Regions from separate parts of the Mus musculus genome. Here region 2 is linked to region 1. The links are chromatin loops, found by intact Hi-C in ENCODE. Cell type or tissue: gastrocnemius. All regions are shown on one strand. Each heading gives the region's core, and the rest is flanking DNA. Links, peaks and the distances in the headings are about the cores only. Region 1 overlaps Tbc1d24 (TBC1 domain family, member 24). Region 2 holds the start of Tedc2 (tubulin epsilon and delta complex 2).

The links. A loop is a pair of places that touch in the nucleus more often than their neighbours do. Peaks named below come from ENCODE experiments on the same cell type or tissue, not always from the same donor. Only the 100,000 strongest peaks of a DNase experiment are listed, where the experiment ranks them.
Region 2: a loop joins it to region 1, with 2.5 times the contacts of the local background. A loop is called at or near these places in 3 of 42 quality-filtered maps.

Annotation. Positions count from the first base shown.
Region 1 is chr17:24,169,792-24,178,051 of GRCm38, forward strand. It overlaps Tbc1d24 (TBC1 domain family, member 24), which reads right to left. Exons shown (of 8, transcript NM_173186.4): 8 at 5,640-8,260. Among named protein-coding and RNA genes, the nearest start is that of Atp6v0c, 4.5 kb to the left of the region's middle. In gastrocnemius, for the core only: a CTCF peak has its summit at 3,812 (motif pointing right); a DNase peak (open chromatin) is centred at 3,831; H3K4me3 peaks cover 426 bases; H3K27ac peaks cover 1,028 bases.
Region 2 is chr17:24,212,471-24,229,456 of GRCm38, forward strand. It overlaps Tedc2 (tubulin epsilon and delta complex 2), which reads right to left and starts at 8,381. Exons shown (of 10, transcript NM_028056.2): 1 at 8,221-8,381; 2 at 8,047-8,145; 3 at 7,782-7,840; 4 at 7,261-7,663; 5 at 6,683-6,736; 6 at 5,700-5,793; 7 at 5,419-5,530; 8 at 5,211-5,312; 9 at 3,780-3,970; 10 at 2,584-3,535. The coding sequence starts at 8,270. The coding sequence ends at 3,389. It overlaps Ccnf (cyclin F), which reads right to left. Exons shown (of 17, transcript NM_007634.4): 14 at 14,214-14,313; 15 at 14,005-14,132; 16 at 12,438-12,607; 17 at 10,762-11,876. The coding sequence ends at 11,428. In gastrocnemius, for the core only: no CTCF peak of the experiment used is centred there; a DNase peak (open chromatin) is centred at 8,363; H3K4me3 peaks cover 1,548 bases; H3K27ac peaks cover 2,693 bases.

The DNA.
Region 1 (8,260 bases), core at 261-8,260:
TGTTCACTGCTCACGGACCTCAGGCACTCCTGCTGCATAAGACTCAGGTTAAAGTAGTGACATCTAGCAGCACTACAGAACTTATAACAGAAGAAATCCCTCGTGTTGGGCTTCGCTGTCTCCGCCAACCCCCAGGAATACCACGCCCCACCTCTCCGGGCTTTAAAGTGCAACAGCCCTAGGTGTTCTGTAGTCACCTTCTTCCATACCTAGGCTCCTGCAGATTCAGGCCCACCGTATTCCCTTTAATTCCGGTGGTGGTTGTGGGTCCCTCACCTGACCCCCTCTTGTATAGCTGTCTGCCCACAAAGACGTAGGCATGGCTGTTTTTCTATTTATTTTTCTACTTTATTTTTGAAACGGGGTTTCACTGTGAAGTTCTGGTTAAGCTGGAATTTGCCATGTAGACCAGTTCCGTCTTGTCTGCCTCTTGAGTGCAGGGGGTTAAAAGCACCCTGCTTGATGGGCTTTCAGCATTGACACCTGTGAAAGGTAACCCAGATTTCTGAAAGTCTCAGAAAGACCTGATTGCCCTTCTAGCACCCATGCAAGGCCTACCTGTGCCAGGCCTCCTTTCTAGACCACTGATGGAGGACTGGTTTCCCCAGCAATGGAGTGGCTAAGGCTACCTCTGCCCTCCAGATACCCTTGTAGCAGCTTACGCACCCCAGCTGCCTGCCTTCCTTCTACCTATCAACTCAGGCTGCCTAGTTTCCTTTACCCTTCCCTCCTGAGCAGCCACGACCTAGCCTAGACCTCCCTTGAAACTCAAGGTCACATTCTAAGACCAGTGGGTTCTCCAAGTGGTCTCAATGCTAATACCTCAACTTCTCCATGCAGGCAATAGAGACACCTTCCCATCCTGCTACCTTCTCAGTCCTACATTTCACAGCAGAAAACTCCCTGTGTCCCCTTCCCACCTTGGCTGAATCCAGTCTACCACCCTTTAAACTGGCCCGTAGAAGAGCCTTTGTCTTGTTTCAGAGAGGACGTTACTGAGAGCAGCTTTAGCCCTTCCTCCACCCTCTCTTGCTCCATTCTGACTTTTGAAAAGAGGAATCTTCACTCTTGCCCCCACGCCTTCACCCTGTCTCTCTCCAACTCCTTGCCCTTGCCAAGGTCACACTTCCTTTCTAAGCCAGCACACAGGGCCTCGGTACTGCTATCTCCAGTGCTTCCTCCCTCTCCCCCTCTCTTTCTCCTGTGTGCCTAGAGCCTGAAGAAGTCAGAAGAGCTCGTCAGATCCCCTAGAGCTAGAGTTAGTAATGCCTGTGAGATGCCAGGTAGGTGCTGGGAATTGGACAGAAGTCCTCTACAAGAGCAGTGAGTGTTCTTAACCACAGAACCTTGCTTTAGTCCCCATGGGTTTTTTGTTGTTGTTGTTGGTGGTGGTGGTGGTGGTTTTGGTTTTTGGTTTTTCGAGACAGGGTTTCTGTGTGTAGACCAGGCTCGCCTGGAACTCAGAAATCCGCCTGCCTCTGCCTCCCAAGTGCTGGGATTACCATGCCCGGCCCTTGGTTTGTTTTCTATTCAGCACTTAATATCCCACAATTCTTTGCTGCTTAATCATGTGCTAGGTAGGTCCTTCTTGGTGCGCTTCCCTTTGCTGTCTGCTATCCTCCAGCACCAGTTCCCAGGTCTCCTTACTTACTACTCAGAACCCATTTTCCCACAGGAAGTCCTCCTGACATCCCCCATGTTTCTCCTCTCCCTCCCCTAAGTGTCCCCCTCTGGCCCTTGCATCGAAGGTTGTTGTGACTTTTTTTTTTTTTCAGACATCCAGTAGGGTGCCCAGATCTGGCCACCCTAGTAACAGAGCTAAGCACCTAACTATATGTCAGGGCCTATGCTGAGGCATTTGAGGTTATTGTCATGCCTACTCTTAGTCACTGGTTAGTGAGACAAACCTAGGAAGACTAAGAGCCTTCCTCCAGTCACCAGCTAACAAATGAAGGAATTACAATTCTGGTCTAGGGCCCGCGCTAGTGGCTGAACTACCAGGTGAGCCACCATCTCTCACTTCGTTCCATTTCAAACCTCCCACCCAGATCTTCCAGGCACTGTGCAGGGCCTCTACTCTGAGTGGACTCTAGGAAAGAAACCACAAGAGTGCATCCCTGCCTTCTCCTTTACTGTTACTTCCCCCTTGGCATGAAATCATAGGTCATGAGTTCTGGCCTGTCACTGTCAGTGGGGATTTCCAGACACAGAGAGGGAGGGGCTTGGAAATGCACATCAGAGACCCATAAGGAAAGGGACAGAGATGGAAGCTGGGCTCCTTAAACAGCCGATGGCACTTTCCAAAGGTCCTAGAGAGGAGGCAGAGAAGTTCAGACACTTCTTAACATCCCAAACAGCCGTAAACTGGAAAGACCAGGGAAGCTATTCCCAAGAAGGAAAGACCAGGCTTGAGAGTACACAGCTGTCACCTCAGCACCATGGGCTCTGAGGCAGAAAGACTGTTAAGTTCGAGGCCAACCTGGGCTACATTGTACTGTCTCCAAACAACAACAACAAAAAAAAAGGGGGTGAGACAAAAGAAAAGAGAAAAAATGGGAGGAACAAGGGGAGGGGGAAGGGAAGTAGACAGGGAGGGAGAAGCAGTAGCCTTTACAGGAACATCAAGAACCGTGTGACCCAGGAAAAGCCCTGCAGCAGCCTCCTTCCAACCCACCACAAAGGCATGGGGGTGGAGAGAGAGGAACCTGGGTGAGATAGAACCACGTGTGGCCCAGACATGGCTGGTGGAAACATTAAATAGCATAGGTAACGGTACTATTCTGAAAAATGGAACATGATCAAAGGCAGCTTGTTCTTTTTTTTTTTTTGGTTTTTCAAGACAGGGTTTCTCTGTGTAGCCCTGGCTGTCCTGGAACTCACTTTGTAGACCAGGCTGGCCTCGAACTCAGAAATCCACCTGCCTCTGCCTCCCAAGTGCTGGGATTAAAGGCATGCACCACCACTGCCCGGCGGCAGCTTGTTCTTTAAAAAAAAAAAAAATTAAACTAAAAACTAGTTGAGCCATGTATGGCAGTGGACATCTGTAATCCCAGTGTTTAAGAGGCTGAACAGGATGGGAAATCTTGAGGCTAGCCTGGGCTATACAGACATAAGGGTGGCACTGTAGAGTGTGTGTTTAGCAGCGTGCATAGGGTCCTGGATTTAATTCTTAGCACCAGAAATAAATACCTATAGACTACGGATCAAAGAAATAACAACAGGGAGGGCTGGAGAGAAGGCTCAACGGTTAAGAGCACTTGCTGCCCTTGAAGAAGACCTGGGTTTTAGTCCCAGTATCCATATGACAGCTCATGGCTGTCTTGTAACTTGTTATAGGGAGTCTAACGCCATCCTCTGGTCCCATGGCACACGGGCATATGTGCAGGTGATCACCCACAGAAATAAAAACCCCTGCTGCTCGTGGTGGCACACTCTTTAGCCTTAGCACTCAGGACTCAGAAGTAAAAGGATCTCTAGGAGTTCAAGGTCAGCCTGGTCTACATTGCAAGTTCCAGGAGAGCCAAAGCTACATATGGAGACCTTGTCTAAAATAAAATAAAAACTAATAAAGTCCAATAAACACAGAATCTGTCTTGCTCTGCTTGGGCTCCTCGATAAGTTTGAATATCACATGGTTTGCAAATCTACACTGTTTCTATGTATCAGACCACAAGAGAGACACTAGATACATATTTACAAGGCAATGGTTCTAGAGACAGAGAAACCCTTCCTTCTAGCAAAAATTCCAAACTTCAAGAGTGCAAGAGTGATTGGTTCTTAACGCTGAAGATAAACAGGCAGGCAGTGAGGCAGCTCTGCCACTAGGGGGCATAGGAGATTAGTTTACTGTAACCTTGGCTCTGGAAGCTGGTTGTCAGGTGTTGAATAAACCCCAATCTGTCTTTGACCCTATGTTTCTCCACTTGGTAGTGGGAACACACTATCAGGAAAGCAATGCTGAGCTGGGAGCCTGTTGTGGGAGCACACGCGACCCTGGACAAATCTCCCAAAGGAAGCCAGAAATGGGTTTGCTAGATAAAGGGATGTGTGCCCAGAAGGAGGATCTGGGGCTCCGTCATGAGGACCCAGAAAAAGCTGATCCCTAAATTAAGTCTTAAAAGATGAAAAGGTTGCAGGGTGTGGTGGCGCATGCCTTTAATTCCATGCATGGTAGTAAAGACAGATGGATCCCTGAGTTCAAGGCCAGCCTGGTCAACAGAGTGAGTTCAGGACAGCCAGGGCTATACAAAGAAACCCTGTCTTGAAAAACAAAAAAGAAAAGAAAAAAAGATGAAAATGTTTAAAACAGGAAAAAGATGCAACCCAGTTTTCTTCTTTGTGTACATGTGTGGGAGGCTTAATGTAGCCTAGGCTGGCCTTGAACTCCTGATCCTCTGGCCTCTTAACTCCCAAGTCCTGAGCTCACAGGTGTGCTCCTTGTGTTTGTCCATGACTCAGTGCCAGTCACAGGATGGTCCTGAGCACTGACAGTAAGAGGAAAGAGCAAGTTTAGGGAATGCTGGCAGTGCAGGACAAACCTTGGAGATGCCCTGTACCAAACCAGCAGTGCAGCAGCTGTTTATTCTGCAATGTCCAGCACTCGTGCCCCGGAGGGTGGAGGGCAGGAAAGCAGCAGTGTTTTAGGAGCTACACCAGAGCCCAGTCTTCCACCAGAAGGTGTTTGAGCAGTAGTAAACAGCCTACAAACAGCGGTTCTGGATTCCTGTGAAGAACTGCAGAAAACCAGTGCTCACTGGAGCAATGCTAGTGTAGTCCTAGGGTCAAGTCTCTGCTGGCCTAGTAGACAAGCACTTCACAAACTGGGTTAGGCCTCCCAGCATCCTCTGAAGTAACCTGCAACACAGCAAAGCCCTTGTACTAGGAGACAGCAAAGGAGCAGACCACAGGCCATATTTACCCTTGTGGCCAATCTGGGGATGAGAACTAGAGAAGTTGGCTGCCGCTGTTTCATGGAGAAGCAAGTGGGGTCCCAGAGGAGTTGCAGGTACAGAGCCCACAAGTCTTACAGGGAGGAACCAGGCAGGGTAGTTGGCATTTGTGTAGAGTTCAAAGGAAAATGTTCTGCTAGGCCTGGTTGTATAGGCCTATAATCTCCCCTACTTGGATGGGCTATTGGTTCAAGGTCTGTCTGGGCTACAGAGTGAGTTAAAGGACAGCCTGGGTACTCTAGGACACTCTGTTTCAAGCAAGAAAGTAAAACAGTATTTAAAGAGGTATACAAGGCATTAGGAAAGATGTCACTATTAACTTATACAAATGTCCGAGTAAAACAGTCTCCTTTTGCATGAGAGATGGGAGTTTGCCTTTTGATACTGAGTTTTGTTTCACAGGAACCAAGATGACTGGAGATATGTGATGACGATTCCTGACAGTGGTCCTTCTCCATTTACTCCAAATGACGAGTTGTGAGGACCAAAAGGCAGAAAAGCAAGGTCAGGAAGCTGTGGCTGGCAGTGCAAATCCAGCAGAGGCTATACTTGCCTCTGTGCAGCCTCGTCGCTTTAGCTCTACTTGATCGATCCTTGGTCTATTCCTTCTCAAGAGGTAAACAGTATATCCTGCGAGAAAGGTGTGACGAGCCTCCCACCCTGTACTCTCATGACACAGATGTACAAAGATACCTCTTCAACAGATACTAACTTTATTTAGGAAACATACTAACACTAACCAAATCACTTATTTTCACATCACAAAGTTGTATATTGCTGCAAGTCCACACTTTTGCTTTGTAAGCACGAGTATGCTGGCTACTCATCCAGACACTCCGATGGTCAGCTGGGGACCACATTGTTTTCTGTTTCTTTTTTTTTTTAAAGATTTATTTATTTAGTATACAGTGTAGTACACTGTACTGTCTTCAGACACACCAGAAGAGGGCGTCAGGTCTCATTACAGATGGTTGTGAGCCACCATGTGGTTGCTGGGAATTGAACTCAGGACCTCTGGAAGAGGAGTCAGTGCTCTTAACCACTGAGCCATCTCTCCAGCCCCCTATTTCTTTTTTAAAAGATAAGGTCTTTATGTAAGCTAGGCCAGCCTAAAACTCCCTGTTAGGTCAGACCAGCCCCATGCTTGCAATCTTCCTGCCTCAGTCTCCTGAGCGCTGAGATGACAGTGCAGTGTGACTCCTCTAATTGGTGGCCATTTGTCAAAATCCATAACTACAAGGTTTAAAAGGCAAAATTATGCTTTGGAACTTCTCCTTAGGCCTTCAGCTTACAAACTTTTTTTAAATCTTTCTTCTTTGTTTGTTGTTGTTGTTGTTTTGAGACAGGGTTTCTCTGTATAGCCCTGGCTGTCCTGGAACTCACTTTGTAGACCAGGCTGGCCTCGAACTCAGAAATCCGCCTGCCGCCTCTGCCTCCCGAGTGCTGGGACTAAAGGCGTGTGCCACCATGCCCGGCTTAAACCTATATTTCAATTTTATGTTTATTGTGTTTTGCCTGCATGTACGTCTGTACACCACTTGCATGCAGTGTTCAAATAGCCCAGAACAGGGTGTCAGATCCCCTGGAACTGGAGTAACAGATGGTTGTGAACCACAATTTAGGTGTTGGAAATCAAACCGGGATTATCCAGACAAGCAGACAATGCTCCCCCACCCTACTCCCAGAGACAAGGTTTCTCTGTTTAGCCCTAGCTATCCTGGAACTCACTCTGTAGACCAGGCTGACCTTGAACTCAGAGACCCACCAGCCTTTGGCTCTTGAGTACTGGAACTAAGGCACCACTCAGCCAGTGCTCTTATGAGCCATCGAGTTCAGCATATAAGCTCCTGAGCGCATCTCCAATGTGGTGGTATAATGCACAGCAGAGGTGCTCTGGTCTCTTCACATAGGAAAATAGGCTAGGCAGCAACTGCAGAGCAGACAAGCAGCACACCAATGGATGCCTTCCTTTTGTTGTGGTTGGTTCCTGACATGTCACAGATTAGCCTATCCATGTGTCCACTGGCTGCTTCCTTAGTCCTACATACAGTATTCACAATTTCCATGCAGATCAATAAATGACCAAGCCTTCAAACAAGTATCATTTGTCTGTAACAACGTAGCCATGAGACACTGCATCTAACACCTACAGCACAATCAAAGATTGATGTAACAAGGGAAGTCATAAAAGACTCCATTTATTTGTCTGTTTGTTTGTTTATTGAGACAGGTCTCTTGTAGCCATAGCTAGCTTGAACTTGTTCTGTTGCTAAAGATGATTTGACATTTCTGCCTCTACCGTCCATGTGCTGGGATTATAGACACACACCAGGCCCAGATACGAATCTTAATACCAAAATTATCCTTTACACTTCATATGCTTTCCAGCCTGATGGAAATACTGTGGGGAAAGAAGTGTAAAGCCTGTTTGGCACTCATGCTTGACATAACAACTTTGTCACACAGACCTGAATAGAGCTATGGAGGAGCTAGCCCTCTCTGAGGTAGTTGCTACAGAACTTCAACCTCAATAGTGACTTAAAAACAAAACAACTAGTACAATCTGTAACTTTCTAGATTTAGTGAAGATATGAGAGAGCAGGTCTCTGTAAAACTGCATGTATTCCTGTACAGTCAGGGGCACTGCACCACAATAATGTCTGTTTTATCTTTCCCTTCATTTTTATTTTATGTTTATGAGTGTTTTGACTGTGTCTGTGTTCTACATTGGCACAGTGCCTACAGAAGCCAAGAAAGGGCTTAGATCCCTAGGAACTGAGTTATAGATAGTTGTAAGCCATCATATAGATACTGAAAACTGAACTTGGGTACCCTGGAAGGCCCAGTGCTCTAATTACTGAGCCTTCTCTTTATCCCCAGCCCATGTATGTATGTATGTATGTATGTATGTATGTATGTATGTATGTATGTATGTGTATATACACATATACATATATATTTTTAAGACAAGGTCTTATTATGTAGCCCTGGCTGGTCTGGAACCTGTTACATAGAACAGGATGGCCTCAAACTCTCTGAGATCCCCCTACCTCTACCTTCTGAATAATGGGATTAAGAGTCTGCCACTAGGCCAATTGTTTTTTGATGTTTATAGTAGACAAGTGGATGAGAGTCTATAAATTCCATCTCAGCAATTCTGATGTAAACTGAAAATCAGTTCAATATATAAATGTAGGGCTGAGGGCATGGCTCAGTGGTAGAGAACTTGCCTAGAATGTATAAGGTCTTAGGTTCAATCCTCAGCATCTCAAAGGGAGGGGGCACAAAACCTAAATTGTCAAATATAAAAT
Region 2 (16,986 bases), core at 5,092-13,091, 48 kb after region 1:
GAATTGGGCAAGCAGGATGTTGGGTAATATTTAAAGTGCTTCCACTATTTTCATGGAACCCTTCAAATACCGCGTCTAACTCCAACCAGGGTACCTCTCAGGTGTTGAGCAATTAGAACACTCGGCTGGACACTACCAGGTAGGGTCATGTAGTCAAGGGCCACTGAGCTCCCAAAGCTTGGTCAGGGGGTGGAGGTGGACAATGCCCTTGCCATTCTTAGGTTTAGGATCAATCACTGGTACATTGAGACAGTATGAACAAGCAAGCGAACCAACCAATGGAATAATTCTAGGGATCTTGGGGTGGCTAATGATTGGTCGGTAAGGTTAAGGCCTCCTCTAGATCACAGTACTTGGACATAAGCTTTCCAGGTAGCAGGAGGCTGATTGGTTAGTCTAAGGGATGGTTCTAGTCAGGGGCACTCTGCTAGGGCTGGGTGCTAGCTAGCTTGACAGGGTGGAGTAGCCTTCTCTCTTGGCTCAAAGGTTCTGGGTTCTGTTCTGGGAGACACTTCTCAGTCCAAGAAGTCCATGTTTTTTGTTTTTTGTTTTATGTTCTACTTCAGTCTCTAATTTGCTTCCAGCCCTTACCTGGGGCTGTTTTGACTAATTTGGTCGGCAGGACTGACCTTTGTAAAGACTTTTCTTTGCAAGAAGGACCTTCTGCTGGAAACCAGAGTAAGGTTCTTAACCATTATCTACTTCACTCCCTTCACCTACAGACCTCACCTGGCTCTCCTAAGGCCAGGTTTACTCTCATGCACACTTCGTGTCCCTTGTGATAAAGGCTATTTTTCTCTGTGAAAGGTTCCTGTCCTCTCCCCAGTTTGGTGAGGCTCCAGAGCTGTATAAACACGAGTCTAGTAGCCAGCTGGAAGAAATGCTTGGGATATGGCTAAGTCCTCTTAAAATAAACTAAAATCCCAGCTCTTGTGAAACAGACAGGAGAGCTAGGAGTTGGAGAGCAGGCTGAGCTACACAGTGAGATCCTGTCTCAACAAGACAAAACAAAAATCTGGGACGTGGGACTGAAGAAATGGCTTAGTGGCTAAGAATGCTTGCTTAGAGCCGGGCGTGGTGGCACACGCCTTTAATCCCAGCACTCTGGAGGCAAAGGCAGGCAGATTTCTGAGTTCGAGGCCAGCCTGGTCTACAAAGTGAGTTCCAGGACAGCCAGGGCTACACAGAGAAATCCTGTCTCGAAAAACCATTAAAAGGAAGAAAAAAAAAAAAAAAGAAGAAGAAGAAAGAATGCTTGCTTAGGGGCATAGTGGTACTTTATCTCAGTACCTTTAATCCCAGTTCTCAGGAGGGAGAGACAGCTGGGTCTCAGTGAATCCAACCTGAGTTCCAGGCCAATGAAGGCTACATAGAAAGACCCTAAGAAACACACAAACAAAAAGAACACTTGCTAATCTTCAAAAGGCCCCAAATTCTGCTTCCAGCATTCATCTGCAGCCTTTAATTCTAGCTACGGGGGAGCCGATGCTCTCTTTTGGAGCTTCTGGGAAACTGTACAGAGGTGTTATACACCTGCATTAAAAACAATTCTTCTGAGACAGGGTCTTAATATATAGACCCAGTTGGCCTTAAACCCATTGAGATAGACCTGCCTCAGTTTCTGAAGTACTGGGATTAAAGGTGTTGGACATAATGATCAGCTAAAGTGTTTTAACAAAAAGTCTAGGAGCTGGAAAGAGGGATCAGCAGTTAAGAGCACCTGGTGCTCTTGTAGAGGACCCAGGTTTTGTCCCCAACATCTTTGTGGCAGCTCAAAACCAACTGTAACTTGGTTGGCTTCTGCAGGTATCAGGTACACACACCAGGTGCACATTTCCATATAGGCACCCACATTCACATATTTAAACCTATTATTTTATACATATGGGTATTCTGTCTGCATGTATGTAGTCCATCCTATGTGCGCAGTGCTTAGCTAGCAACACTGGAAGAAGCCATTGGATCCCTTGGAACTGGGTCTACAAGCAGCTGAGTCACGTGGATACTCTTAACTACTGAGCTCTATCTCCAGCCCCCAAAATAAAACAACTCTGGGGAACAGCCTAGGAGTACTTGAGATTCTTGCAGGAAACCCCAAGCAGGAAGCAATCCATAATTGCTGCAGAGGCTACAGCCCTGCCCCCTGCCCTTTATTCTCCTAGGGAAGTTACAATTCCTTTCATACAGATGAAGCCTAGGAGGGGACAGTGCCATAAGTGAGGGGTACTCAGCATGAAGCAGAGACCCTCACAGGCTGGTCCTAGGTGACAATGGGGATGGAGTGGAGGTATGGGCACGTGAAAAAATGATCATGGGCAGGGAGGGGCAAGCCTATTCTGATGTGGCTTATGGCTTTCAGGGGTGCCAGGGGACAAATGTTAATGATTTTCACCTTCCCCTATGCAGAAGAGACAATGTTATACTTTTTGTTGTTGTTTTGTTTTTCAAGACAGGGTTTCTCTGTATAGCCTTGGCTGTCTTGGAACTCACTCTGTAGACCAGGCTGGCCTCGAACTCAGAAACCCGCCTGCCTCTGCCTCCAGAGTGCTGGGATTAAAGGCGTGCACCACCACTGCCCGGTACTTTTGAATTTTTAAAAAAGGTTTATTTATTTTATGTATATAAATATACTGTAGCTGTCTTCAGACACACCAGAAGAGGGCATCAGATCCCATTAAAGATGGTTATGAGCCACCATGTGGTTGCTGAGAATTGTACTCAGGACCCCTGGAAGAGCAGTCAGTACTCTTAACCGTCAAGCCATCTCTCCAGCTCATACTTTTGAATTTTTATTGGTAAACCCCTTCCTTTTTTATTTAAACAGAGTTCAGGCTGGCCTTAAACTTAGGATACTCTTCCTTCAGCCTCCCCTGTGGGATTGCAGGCACTCCAAACCCCTTAATTGATACAAGTCTTTTCATTTTGGTTTTTGAGACAGGGTTTCTCTTTGTGGTCCTGGCTTGCTCTGTAGATCAAGCTGGCTTTGAACTCACAGAATCACCAGCCTCTGCCTCCCACCTAGGTAATCGATACAATTCTTAAAACCACAAAGAAAGAAACAAGAAACCAAAAAGCTGCTTACCAAACCCTGCTATGATATAATTTAAATACTTACACTTCCTAAAGGAGTTCTAGTGTCATACAGGTAGTCTGGAGGTCTAGAGTGAGAGAAAGTAGAGGCAGCCAAGGACTCCCCCAGGAAGGCAGAAAGCTGAGCCTGACTAAGAAGTCTAAGAAGAGCTTGGGGGGAGGGGGAGCACCCTGGCCACGCAGCTTTCTCGGTGAGGTTATAGCTCCCCCAAACTGGAAAATCTCCCTCAATCCCTGTTCACTACAGTCCAGAAGAGAGGAGGGGGCTCTCCCACAGAGGCTTGTTTGCCCAGACTGCTTAGTCAGCAGGGTCATCTCGAAGGACTGTGAGGAAGCGTTCGCCTCCCTCACAGAGCAGACTGTACGCAGCCCGACACAAGGCCAGCCAAGGCGGTCCTCCAGGATCCTGGGTGTTTATCAGAGGGAGGAGTTCAGCCATCAGAACCTGGGGAACAGTACAGAGAAAAGACCTCAGTGGGCAAGCCTGGGATAAGAACACTTCCACCCTCTTTCCTTCCTCAGATTCTAGACATCCTGGCCATGAGGATGTCCCAGCTCACATGGAGGCCAAGAGGCTCACTGTCACAACCTATCCCAGCTACTGCTTCTCCCGAGACTTACCCTGGGGTTGGAGTAGGGTGGGAGTCAGTGCCAGCCTCAGTAAGGTCACTGGCTCCCAGGAACCCTACCTTTTCTAGATGGATCTGCTGGTGTAGCAAGGCCACCTGAAGCTTCAAGGTGGCCAAGGTCTGCAGCTCCTCGGTGCTAGCATAGAGAAGGAGCTCAGGGCTGCAGGCAGAGTCCACCTCTCCTCCGCAAACGGACGAGGCCTGAGTGCGCGTCTCTGCAAGGCATTCTCCTGGAAGTTGCTCTGTCACAGCTATGAGAAGAGACATCTGTAGTCTCATGGGGTGACAGCCATCACCAAGGTCTCTCTTCTTATAGGCCAGTACTTAGCTTTCCCCTTCCCTACTGTCAGTTGTATGCTTGGTTCTAAAGGATACAAAGCTGAGCTTTTAAAACAACCTAGAATAAGTCAGGCGGTAGCGCACACCTTGAATGCCAGGGCTTCGGAGGCAGAGGCAGGCAGCTCAGAGGTCAAGGCTATCCTGGTCTACAGAGCGAGTTCCAGGACAGCCAGGACTACACAAAGAAACCCTGTCTCAAAAAAACAAACCAAAACAAACAGAGTAACAAAAGCCCCACCCTAGTGTGTAGCAGCCCGTAGTATGCATAGTGTAATGGGTTTGTCAGCCTCTGGGCTGGTAGCCCTTCCTTCCAAAGTCACAGGCAAGGCAGGTTAAAGCGCCAGAGGTTCAGCTTGTGCATTATATATTCAGAAGATGAATACTAAGTCCCAGACCACACTGTAACTTAATAGTGGGGTGCTGTATTAACCAATGTATCGTGAAGAATGCTCCCTATTAGTTCATGATTGGTCAGTAAATGGCTGGGGCTTCTGATTGGACAGAAGAGAAGGAGGGGGCGGGGCTGGAAAGTGAGTGAGTGAGTAATGGGGCAGGGAGAGGGGGAGGGGAAGGAGGAAGAGAACAGAGAGGGATGGACCAGGAGAACCCTGAGGACAGGCTGACAGAGCAGAGGCATCCATGGAGACAAGATTGGCATGTGACTGACATTTGTGTGGTTTTAACAGACGGAAGAATTAGAAAAGTTCGAAACAACCTCTCAGCGTAGTGCCTATAGCTTACATATATATATATATATATATGTGTGTGTGTGTGTGTGTGTATATATTTTATATGTAAATAAAATAAATTATAGTCGGGCATGGTGGCACACGCCTTTAATCCCAGCACTTGGGAGGCAGAGGTAGGCGGATTTCTGAGTTGGAGGCTAGCCTGGTCTACAGAGTTCCAGGACAGCCAGGGTTATACAGAGAAACCCTGTCTCAAAAAAACAAACAAAAAAAATTATAGTGTTTCTGTGTCGTTTACTCGGGATCTATACAACCAGTCATGGGACAGAAACTCCCAATAGTTATTTATGAACAAAAAGAGGTATAACAGCCCCCCCACACACACACACCAGAAAATAATTTCTTGCTTTACTCGACCCTAATTCAGACCTCAGCACAGGTAGTGCTGGGCTAGAAACCTCACCTGCTTGCAGCACCTGTATCCTGTGGAGACACTGTCCTACAACGGTCTGCAGTCCTTCCAGGGTGAGCAGGCATCGGTACTCCTGCATCCAGTCAGTGGGAGCTACACAAGTGAAGGAGGGCAAGCAGGGTCCATGATGGTCCCCAAACCCTGCCTGTCCCTCTTTTACATTCTACCCTCCACCCAAGTTCCAGTCAGGACCACTGACCTATTGCAAGTTCCTTTTGCATACGAAGTCTCAGCAGCATACAGGCCTTCCTCAGGATCCGTGCGTGCGCCTCCACCTCTGTAGCACTGGGCCTGTGGCTGGAACAGCCTGACTGTGTATTAGTTAGGGAAACCCGTCTGTGGCCAGACCCAACCCTCCCACCCAAGATGAGTTTGGAGAGACAGCACTGCCACATCACAGGCCACACTGGTCCTTTCCCAAACCTGCCCCGCTTAGAGCCTGTTCTAGGACGCCCAGTTTCCCCATGACAGTAAGGATACAGCCATCTGGAGTTTGTGGAGGAACTGAGTTTTGGCGGCTCTAGTGGCATCTGTGGAGTCGTTGGTTCGTGCAGAGTTGAGCTGGGCCCACAGGCTGAAACAGGCCCAAAGGCACACCAGAGGAACAAAGTTATTTTAACCAACCAGAGTATAGCTTAAGAGGCAGGGGAAGTGATGGGCAGGGGCATATCCCCTTAGGTGTATGGCTTTGCTAGATGGCAGGAGGAGGCAACCGAAGCCTCAGAGAACCTAGAGATATTGTCCAAAACAAGGGGGCAGCAGAGATCTTTCCAGGCACAGTACAAACATGTGAGAGGAGCCACTGTTTGACCACACAGCACTTCTATAAAACAGGGCCCATTACTGTGATTCCAGAAGGAAGACAGTCTGGAATTTGTAGACTAAGTGTCTACATTCAGCCCTTAAGACTGGGGCTGGAGACAGCAGTTAAGAGCACACGGTGGTCCTTTAATAGAGGACCTGAGTTCAGATCCCAGCATGGACTCGGGCAGCTCACAACCACTGTGACTGCAGATCCAGGCACCCCGACTCCCCTCTCCTGGTGACATGCTCACCCAAACACACACGCACGCTACGTTAAAACAAGAAGGACGTGCCAGGCAGTGGTGACGCACACCTTTAATGCCAGCCCTTGGGAGGCAGAGGCAGGCGGATTTCTAAGTTTGAGGCCAGTCTGGTCTACAGAGTGAGTTCCAGGACAGCCAGGTTTACACAGAGAAACCCTGTCTCAAAAAACCAAAAAAAAAAAAAAAAAGAGAGAGAGAGAGAGAGAGAGAGAGAGGAAGGAGGAGGGAGAGGAGGAGGAGGAGGAGGAGGAGGAGGAAACAGACAAAAGGTTGCTTGGTTTAACTGGGAACTTCAAAGCCTCAGCATGCACAGGGATTAGTGAGTGCAGAAGCAGAGAGACCTCCCCTTCCCAATGTTTGCAATGTTTTCCTGTCTCTGTCACCACTCAGCCTTACCAGGAATTCCGAGACACTGCCTTCCTGAAGTCCTCAGGTAGCTGCAGGAGAGTCCTGTGAGAGAGAGAAGCCAATGCTAAGAGCAGTCTCCTCACATTCTAGGGCTGTCATTCTTTTTGTTATTGTTGTTTTGTTTTGCTTTTTTTCTGAGACAGGGTTTCTCTGTGTAGCCCTGGCTGTCCTGAAACTCACTCTGTAGACCAGGCTGGCCCCGAACTCAGAAATCTGCCTGCCTCTGCCTCCCGAGTGCTGGGATTAAAGGCGTGGGCCACCAAGCCCGGCATTAGGACTGTCATTCTTACTCATGGCTCAGAACCCATTGGGGCGAACCTTCTCACCTCCTCTCCTTTAACAGCTTAATTCTGACAAGCTTTTTGAAAACGGCTTCTGGAGGAGGGTGGGTGCTCGCCCAGTCCAGAGAGCTCATGGGCTGGTTAGGCTCCAGAACGACAAACCTGATACCATCCCAACCCTGTTCTGCCCTGTTTGCTTCAGTGCATGACCCTTACGGGTCGGCACCAGGGGCTTCCTCAACCAGCTCAATGCCCTGTCAGGATACGAGCGTCTGGGAAGCTTACCCCTTCTCCTTTAATGCGAAGAGTTCTGTGGTGTGATGAGCAGATGACGGGGTCATTTGTTGGTCCCTGAGGTCTGGTCCATACCCAGTAGTTTGGTCTTGTGTTCTTACATGGGTCTTATCACCCTTTGATCGTAGTCTGTGCTCAGGGTAATCCTTGGGAGGGGCTGTGGCCCGCTGTATACCCTTGGTGGATCTTGTACCCAATACACGGCTGCCACCCCGGCTGGGAGCCCGAGGATGGGAGGCGGCAGCGGCACCAGAAGTGGCTGCCTTAGATGTCAGAGTGGGGGTTCTGTCTCTTTGTCCAGCATTGGACACGCCTTTCCTCACACGTACAGCCTTCTCCAGAGCCTGGGTCAAAAGTTCCAGCTCCTCGAGATCTTGAGAACTCGGTGCACATGCTATGAACGTCAAGAACCATGCAAGAATTCCTCCTCACTGTCCCAGGATGGATTCCCCCATGACAGCAAGCCAGAGAAAGGCCAGGGACAGCACCCATAAAAAGCAGCTAACGTTTACCTGGACTTGGGTCCTCTTCTTTGGTTTCTGGAACTGGAGATGGGGTCCTGGCTGGTTCCCTGCAAAGACAGGGCAGCCATGGTATGGTCCAAACATTCTATCCCTAAGCAGATTCCCAGCCTCAGACCCTGGATAAGGGGTAAGGATAGCAATGGCAACCGGAGTCTAAAAGCATGCATTTGTATTTGGCCTTCTAGGCCCTGGGACTCTGCATAATCCTGATGGTCCGAGGAGGGACTGGCCAGGAGGTCCTGGGTCCGCGTACCAGACCTGCAGCAGCCTCCTGGAAACGCGCAGGCTCCGCTCCAACTGCCGCTGCCGATCGGCGCAGGAGTCCAAGGCGCCCTGCAGCTCCGCTACCAGCCTGAGGACAGGTACTATGTGAGCCTCCGAACCTCGCTCCCGTCCGCCCAATTCCCTTCCGTTGCACGAGACCCACCGGTGAGCGCAGTCTGCGGGTAGTAGGTAGTTTCCTTTAACACCAAGCATTTTTGCCGCCGCCAAGGAGTCCCGCGCCTTCCGGGCAGAAGGCCGCCCACTTCCGGGTAGGCTACCCAATCTTGAGCACAGCTTGCAAGTCCAGCTCCAAAACGCGAATCCATCTCAAGCTCCACCCATCATCCCAGACTCCGCCCTAACCCCTCCCACGGGAGGACGCAAAGGCTCTGTTGGAACCTGGACAGTGCCACTGTAGATAAGATAGCTTCTGATTTGGCTAATCAGATAATGCTCTTCTGACAGGGCATCCGTGACCCTCTAAAGTTTGGTTTTTTGTCTTAACCAGGTTTTGCCGAACCTACTTTGAAAGCAGAGATAAGCGGTCTTGCTGACTCCAGGATGACTTAGCAATCAAGCATATGGCCAGAAGACAATGCTAGAACTGGGTCAAGGAACATCTTAGGAATGTCAGGCGCCAGACGTGAACAATGAAGCCCAGGGAATCTGGAGCATGTGGCACTTAGAATAGGTCTGCTAAGCTGCTCTACGTCATGGAAGGTTGTGCAAGAGACAGAGGAGTGTCAGATAGTAGATAGATAGGCGGAGGGGAGGCTGAAGCCCAGAGAATGGCCAGGAGGCCGTAGATAGGACACATGCAAACACAGCAGCTAAGGGTCAGAGCAATGGTCTTTGCCCTCAAAGATCTACCAAGCTAGGCCAGCTTGTCAATACATGGTTAATATTGACTTGTTTGGCATAGATTATCAGTACATTATGTTCTCCATCAAGTCAGTTTGTGCAATCTCATGTAGTCTCAGCTGGCCTTCAATTCACTATGTATCTGATGACCTTGAACTCATGACCTTCCTGTCTCCATTTCAATTATTTTTTACTTTTATCTTTTTTGGTTTTTCGAGACAGGGTTTCTCTGTGTAGCCCTGGATGTCCTGGAACTCACTTTGTAGACCAGGTTAGCCTCCAACTCTGAGATCCACCTGCCTCTGCCTCCCAAGTGCTGGGATTAAAGGTGTGTGCCACCACTGCCCGGCCCAATTATTTCCTAATTAAAAAACTTGTATGTCAACGTACAACTTGCATGCCTAGTGCCCAAGGAGGCCTGAAGAGGGAACTGGATCTTCTGAAATTGGAGTTATAGATGGTTGAGTGGGTTTGTGGATCTGAATTCAGGTCCTCTGGTCAAGCAGCAAATGCTACAAACCAATGAGCTGCCTCTGCAGCCTCCTTCTCCCACCTCTTAGAAGCCTGCCACTAGACACAGCTTTTCCATTTGTTTCTACGGTGAAAAATGTGCTTGGCTGCTGAAAGAAATGAGGACAGGGAACAGTGCTCAGCAGTACTGGTGATATAAATTATTAGTTCTAGAGCCCAAGAAGTAAGGTAACCCTGGTTGTTTCTGTACAAAAAGAGCAAGAAAGTTAGCCCAGTGTCAAGTGGGAAAGGGGCTGAGATCTAGGCAGTTCCACTGTCATATTTGGGATAGAAGATGGGCACCCCTACTTACACTGGGCCTCCAGTAGCCCAGGGAAACTTAAGACCTGTGGAGACTAAGACTTCATAGAAGTCAGAGGGACCCAGGTGTGTGCCTAGAGTAATTGTTTCCTACCGGTGCAGGCTGGAAGTGGGCTGAGATCTTCTTGTGTGTGTGAATCTATATATTTGTATGCCACATGTAGACCTGGTGGCCACAGAGGTGAGATACCTTCCAACTGGAATTTAAGGTGACTCTGAACCATCATGTGGGTGCTAGGAAGCAAACCCAGGTCCTCTCCACAGGTAACAAGTACTCTTACAGGGAGCCATTCGGGAACCATGAACAAGATGGGAGGAAAGGGATAATTACCACTCATGCATTTAATCCTCACGGCATTCCTGTGAGGTAGGCATTACTGTCCCCTCTCATGGGAGGAGGCTGACGCATCCCAGGTTAACACTCAGAGGTGTAGGACAACAACCAAAATGCCTCGGCAGGGTGGTCAGAATGCTGCTAACAGTAGTAAAAAAGAGCTGCCATAGGGATGGAACAGAAAACAGAGAGCTAATGGGTTTGTACTTGTTCAAGGGTATCTGGGGCACTCCTGGTACTTTCTTCAGGGGTCAGCATATCTGCGCAGGCTTCAGCAGACACCCCAGGTGTTGAGGACAGCTGCCTCATAAATCACAAGGCAAAGCATTCGCTGACATGCTCAAAGGGACCAGACCCTGCTGGTTTCTCCCCACGGAATCCAGCCACAAACCCAGCAACTCTTCTGACTTCTCGCTCTCCTGCATCTTTGTGGCCTTGGGGATTACAAGTGATTGTTTATGGTGATCCTCTAGAAAGATTCGTTTTTCACAAGGAAAGAACATATGGCTAGAACCAAGGGGTGGGAGTAGGAGTTTCCGGTTCTGAGGTCAGATGACCCAGGCCCCGTTGACTTGGAGCTTCGGGTCCTCTTGCAGTCCTTCTGCCTGCCGGGACAGTCGGGAGAGGCACTGTGCAGGACTAGATTTTTTCTTTTTTCAGTTGAAGCACAGTAATATTGGGGATCTGTTATCTTTTTATTCAATACCCTCTATTTCAAATGCTTCCTTTTGTTCCCCATTAGAAGAAATGTAGAAATAAAGACAGGCAAAGAATGGCCTTGAAATTCAGTGCAGAGATACGGTCACATGGATACAATGGGACACAGACAAACCACTTTGGGAGGGACAGGGATGCCTGCAACTCCAGCTTTAAGGGCCTCACACACCATTAGGCTACAGTCAACACTGATATGCAGGGACACAGGCTCCCTAGGCTGAAGGGGTGTGGGAGGAGAGTGCTGTCTTCACTTGAGAGCTCCCCACTGGTCTAAAACAAGACTTGCCAGCAAGGGTTTGAACTGTGTTAGGCCACCTGGGCCGCTAGTATTCCAAGGAGGCTGTCAGCTCCTGGCCTCAGAAAGTGAATGCCAACACAGAGGCTCATGCTCCCGGAGACAACAGGACACAGAAGGGTAGACAGGGATGGGTTTCACAGGTGCGCATGACAGCTGGGTGGCTGCTGTCCAACACGTAGAGGCTGAGCTGGTCACTGAGCTCAGTGTCCTGACAGCTTGCACTGAACTCCCCTAAGGATCTACACAGTACCCATAGGCAGTGTCCTAGAGAAACAGCAGCCCTCCCTCAGTAAACATTCACCATAGTGAAGGCTAACACACTCCGAGCTTCAGGAAGCCAGGTGCATGTCCTTGTCACTGTGTACAGACAGGTTTTGGCGCTTTACAGGCTGCTGGTGAACACCGCTCTCTGGGGAGTTTGGGGGACGACACTGTAAACATGACTTCTTGGCCTGATGGTGGCAAGGCTTTGTGCTTGAGTGGCTGCCCACAGAGAGCACTGAGGTAGATTGCGGAGAGCCCCCCATGCCACCATCCAGGGAGCTTATGGGACTCGAGCTGCTAACAGAGGAGTATCCTGAGGTCGTAATGTCCTTGGCCCGATCTCCCCGATTGCAGAGAAGGGGCCTGGGAGCTGAGGCTGGAGGTGCCTGGGTGCCTGGTGCTGGGTGGATCTTGTCCTCTGGCCAGGCCTCCTCATCACTGGACTCCTGGCAGCAATGTTCTTCTGGGTTCAGGTAGACCACAGTGACATCAAGGAGTCTGCTGGGAGCTGTGACTGAGAAAATGTGGGGTGTTTATAGCTTAAGTATTAGAACTTGGGACCCTCCAGCTGCTCAGGACTGTGGGGCCCAGGCTATTGCTTAGGTAAAAGCCTTGTCTGTGAGTTTGACTCTCTCAAGCTGGAAAGGTTCCCCTTGATAACTCACAGGGCGGCAGAAAGTGACAAACTGGTCACCTAACTCACTTTATCTGAGTGGACACAAAAGCAAGCAATTGGAAAAGCAGGTGAAACTTGCCTAAGTCAGTGTTCCTGGCCAGAACACAGGGAAAAGGACCTCCTGCAGTACACACATACACACACACACACACACACACACACACACACACACACACACACACACACACACACACACACACACACACACACGACAGGATCTAAGTGAGGTCCTTCAACCAACAAAGACCCAGATAGGGATGGTATATCCTCTCTCCCTGTTAGGTGGGGGAAAACCCTTGACCCGAGTGTTCGATACTTTCCTCAGTACAGTGCCAGATGGCCCTCAGATCATGTGTCACCCGCATGCCACATCCCTTCCCCAGCACGAGTGGCACTCACCATCACCCTCCTTCTCGCCTTCGCTCTCCTGGTCTCCCTCATAGCCAGAGCAGCACTCCAGGCTCCAGTCCAGAAGGCTGCCTAGCAGTGTCTCCTCCTGATTCGATAGCTCTGCGGTGGGTGTGGTGACAAAGCTGCCTCTGTCCTCCTGAAGGCTGTTTTCTCGCTTCCTGCAAGGTAGGGAGAGTCCATAAACCCTGGCCACAGATGGCAGCACCTGGAGAGCCAACGTAATGCTATCTACGTGTGCCTCAATGCCCACATGCCCCTGGCTCTCACCGTGTGTTCTAGAAAACACACATGAAGCTAGGGCAGATGTGAGCCCTCAGGGCAGGGCATCAACTGGAGGAAGAACTGGGCAAGGTTAGGCTTCAGAATAGGCCAGCTTTGGGCCCTGGGTCCTTCTCATAACTGGCAGACTCATCACCCTACAGGGTACTAGACACACCAGACAGGGACAATGCAGGGCCTGACTGCAGTCTGTCTTTGGGCAAGGCCAACAACAAACCTGCCTACCTGGGGTCAGGGCTAGAGAACTACAGAGCAGTCTGCCTCTGGGAGAGCCTGCTACACTCACCAGGCCTTTCTGCTGTTGTCTTCAGAGGGAGTGTGGATGTCCCATGTTACCCTGGAGGTCTCTTTGGAGGCCCCTTCTGAAGGGGCTATGAAGGGCCTTTTGGAGAGCTGGTTTAACACTGAAATTAGGCCCTTTAGAGGATCAGTGATCCACCTCCAGTAGGTACCCATGTCTGTCTGAGATGTCCCCAAGGGTAATCCTGTCTCCAATAGTTAAGTCAAGAGGACCAAATACAGAGCACAGTGCAAACTGTGGCTTTCTCAGGAGGACCCAGATCTCCTCCACTCCACAGAGAGGAAGATGCAGTGCAGATATTTGTAGCAGGTTTTAAAGGAGGTGAACCCCACACTGCTGCCTCCTCACATCAGAAGACCGGTGACTGAAGCCAAGGACCCACCATCACAGAACGCTCATGGCTCATAAGTCAGGTATCACCTAGCACCAACTGAAGGTTGCTCAGGAGCACACAGCGCATTGAGGACTCCCAAGGCAGGGCTAGCAAGGGAGGAGGCTGGGTGTCACAGGATCCACAACTCAGTGGGTGAGGGAGCTATTCTAGGACGTATAGCAAAGGGCTGGTCTGGGAGATAAGGACAGACACAGGGCAGGCAGCTAACAAAGATACTACTCAAGTCACAACCCAACTATGGTTTATGCCACAGCACGGAGCAGAGGGCACCATGATGAATAAGGGTGTAAGGGAGAGATCTGAACAGGATCTACTGTGTTCAGGTCCATCTCCCTGAAAGTAACAGAGATAAAACAAGACAGACAGGCTCGAGTAACAACAACAACAACAACAACAACAACAAAAGGCGATGCTTGGGAACAGGCCTCGGCCAAGCCCAAGCCCCTGGGTTGATCTGGAAGCTGCTGTACAAACTGCCTTAGGAAGCTTTTATTTCTTGGTTGCTGTGTCAAGAAGGAAACTGAGAGCTACCATCTGTGAGGGAGCGAGCCATGGCGTGGCTGCAGACAGAGTAGACTCACCGTTTGCTCCTCCTCCCGGAGGGCGAGCTGAGGAAGGTGTGGATCTCCCCTGAGCTAGGGAAAGATGGGGGCTCTGGGCTTTCCTGTTTTACTCCTATTGTACTGCACAAGTCAGCATAGCTCAGCACCTGTAGGGAGGACAGAGTGAAGCACCACAGAGCCATCCAGGCACCCATACCAGGAGCCTAAGTGACAAAGCGGGGCTGTACCTCTTCCCGGCTGATTTCCTCATAGCACTTATCCTCGAACCTCTGCTTCACGGCCGTCAGAGAGACTTGTCTGTAGTCTTTGGGTGCATCATCGTGGAAACTGGAAATGGACACAGAAGCTGACATGTGACTCCCAGAGAGGACAGCAAGCTTTCCTCAGGGGGTTGGTTTCCAAAGATCAGGCACAAGAGTGTTCATCTCACATAGGAGCAGTCAGAGGCTGAGATCACTCATGTGTCTATCAACGGTCAGACGGACAAAGGTCCATTCAAACACCAACACAACATTGCAGTTTGACCCAGAAATGGAATACTCAATCGAGAAGCCAGATTCACAGACTGATAGGTTACATGACTGCTTCATTCAGAGATGTCCAGAGTGGGCAAAGCCACGGATGCGAAGCAATGAATGGATGCTGGGGCCAAAGAAGTTGGGAGATTGCTAAGTGATGGCTAAAGAATGGGGTTTCCTTTGAGGGGTGGCGAAATGGTCTAAAATTCGTTGTACAAATCTGAATATAGTAAAAAAAAAAACTTTTAAGATTTTCAACTCCTTCCCTCCCCTTTGGTTTTTGGAGACAGGGTTTCTCTGTATAGCCCTGGCTGTCCTGGAACTCACTCTGTAGACCTGGCTGGCTTTGAACTCAGAGGAATCTGCCTGCTGGATTTATTAAAGGCGTGCACCGCCAGTGCCCAGCAACTCATAAAACTTAAACGATCAGAGTGGGTAGAGTATATTTAACATACATAAAACCCTGAGGTCTATCCCTAGAACCAGAAAAAATACACACACACACACACACACACACACACACACACACACACACACACACAAAACCCACCAAAAATTTCTCTCTCTTTCTCTCTCCCTCTCTCTCTCTCACACACACACACATATACACACACTCCTCCTTCTTTGCAGATAAACATCAGGTCACAATCAGTGGAAGTAAAGGTGGAGGGCGAAGACACCGAGCCTATGACAGTCACCTTGCTTCCTCAGCATGGTCTGGGCACCACAGGAGGAAACTGGGTAGCAAAAGCATAATAATACTGACAGGTCCTCATCACTGGAGCCCAGTGGGGAGGCAGGAGGGCAGAGAAGATGCTGGTGGATTATTCTAGAGCTCAGACTTTACCCTGGAAGCCAAGAGGAGGCTCTGGGCTGAACGGAAAGGACGTGCTATAGAGAGGCAGCCTCATGGTATTAGCACAGTCTCCACAGAGGCCAGCTCTCAAGGCAGGTGACCAAGTGCAGGGAAAGGACACTGGACCCAGCCATCAGCAGGTCGTACAGACGAAGGAGGAGCACCCAGCACTACCTCTGGGAGGAACACCGTGGGAGAGCAGCAGCTCAGAAGTACAAGCGAGGTGGGCTGGGCTGGGCCCAGGAGCCCCGGAGTAGCTGTGAATACTGGGAGTGGTTAACTTTCTGAGGGGAGGGTCCAGGCAGTGAAAGATGCCAGAACTACCTGGCTCCTCAGGGAGGAGGCCATGAGGACAGAGAACCAGCCAGCCAGTGCCGCGGGGAGGAGGAAGGACCCCAGGGAAGGAAGCAAGAAATGGGAGGAACCAAACTGCAAGCCAAGCTGAGAGAAGGCAGAGGCAGCCAGCCCAGTGTCCAAGATACTCCCTTTAGAGCCAGCAGCCCAGTACCTGTCTACACCAGCCCTGTACCAATGTCCCCAACCTGGGACACAGGTACGTACCACTTCCACATCCCCACCCACCCTCCCCACCCGGTTTCTTTCTTTACAAAAGTTTATTTATTTTTGTATCATGTGTATGGGTGTTTGCCTGCAGGTACATCTGCACCACAAGTACTGGGGCCCACGGAGGCCAGGAGATGGCACGGGAACCTGTGGAACTGAGTTACAGGTGGTTCGGAGCCTCCATGCGGATGCTAGGAACTGAGCCCAGGTCTCGTGGAAGAGCGTCCAGTGCTCTGACCAACAGAGCCGTCCCTCCAGCTCTACCCACCCCAACTCTTCTTTCTATGGTCCATCCCTGCCTGACAAGCTATCGGGACTGAATTATTCTTGTCTGTTTCTTTCTTTTTAAAAACCCATACAGTACATTCTGACCATGGTTTCCCCTCCCCATCTCCTTCCCACTTCCCACCCATTCAACTCCTAGCTTTCTTTCTCTTTATGAAACAAAAAGGCATACTAAAAAAGCAAGCAAACCAGAATTTTAAAAACTGTGTAACACACACATAGACACACACACACACACATACACCATAAAGACACAAACTCAGGAACCATAATATACACAAAGACCCCTAAGACAAAAATTGCCCTAAGCTATGAGACAAAAACAAACAAACAAAAAAACACATATAAAAATACGAAGTTCATTTGTGTTGGTATCCGCTGTTGGGTACAGGCTAAGGTTAAGTGTGGCTTGTATACCCTGTGAGAGTCCATTAGAGAAAACTGGTTTTTCCTATTCTGGCCTTTTTCTAAGTACCCAGAAAAGGTCCTGTGAGGTGAGCAAACACAGCCCACATAGAGTCTGAAGCACAGATGGTGGGCAAATCACCAAAGCAGAGATGGGTGGGCACAGGAGACTGGTAGTGGGGACACCTTGACGGCTGGCTTCCTCTTCCTCAAGAAGACAGGTTCTACGTGGACACAGAAATAAGTCCATGGGACTATTTCTAGCTCTGGGACTTTAAAATGCCAACCCAGGGGGCTGGTGAGATGGCTCAGCGGTTGAGAACACCGACTGCTCTTCCAAAGGTTCTGAGTTCAAATCCCGGCAACCACATG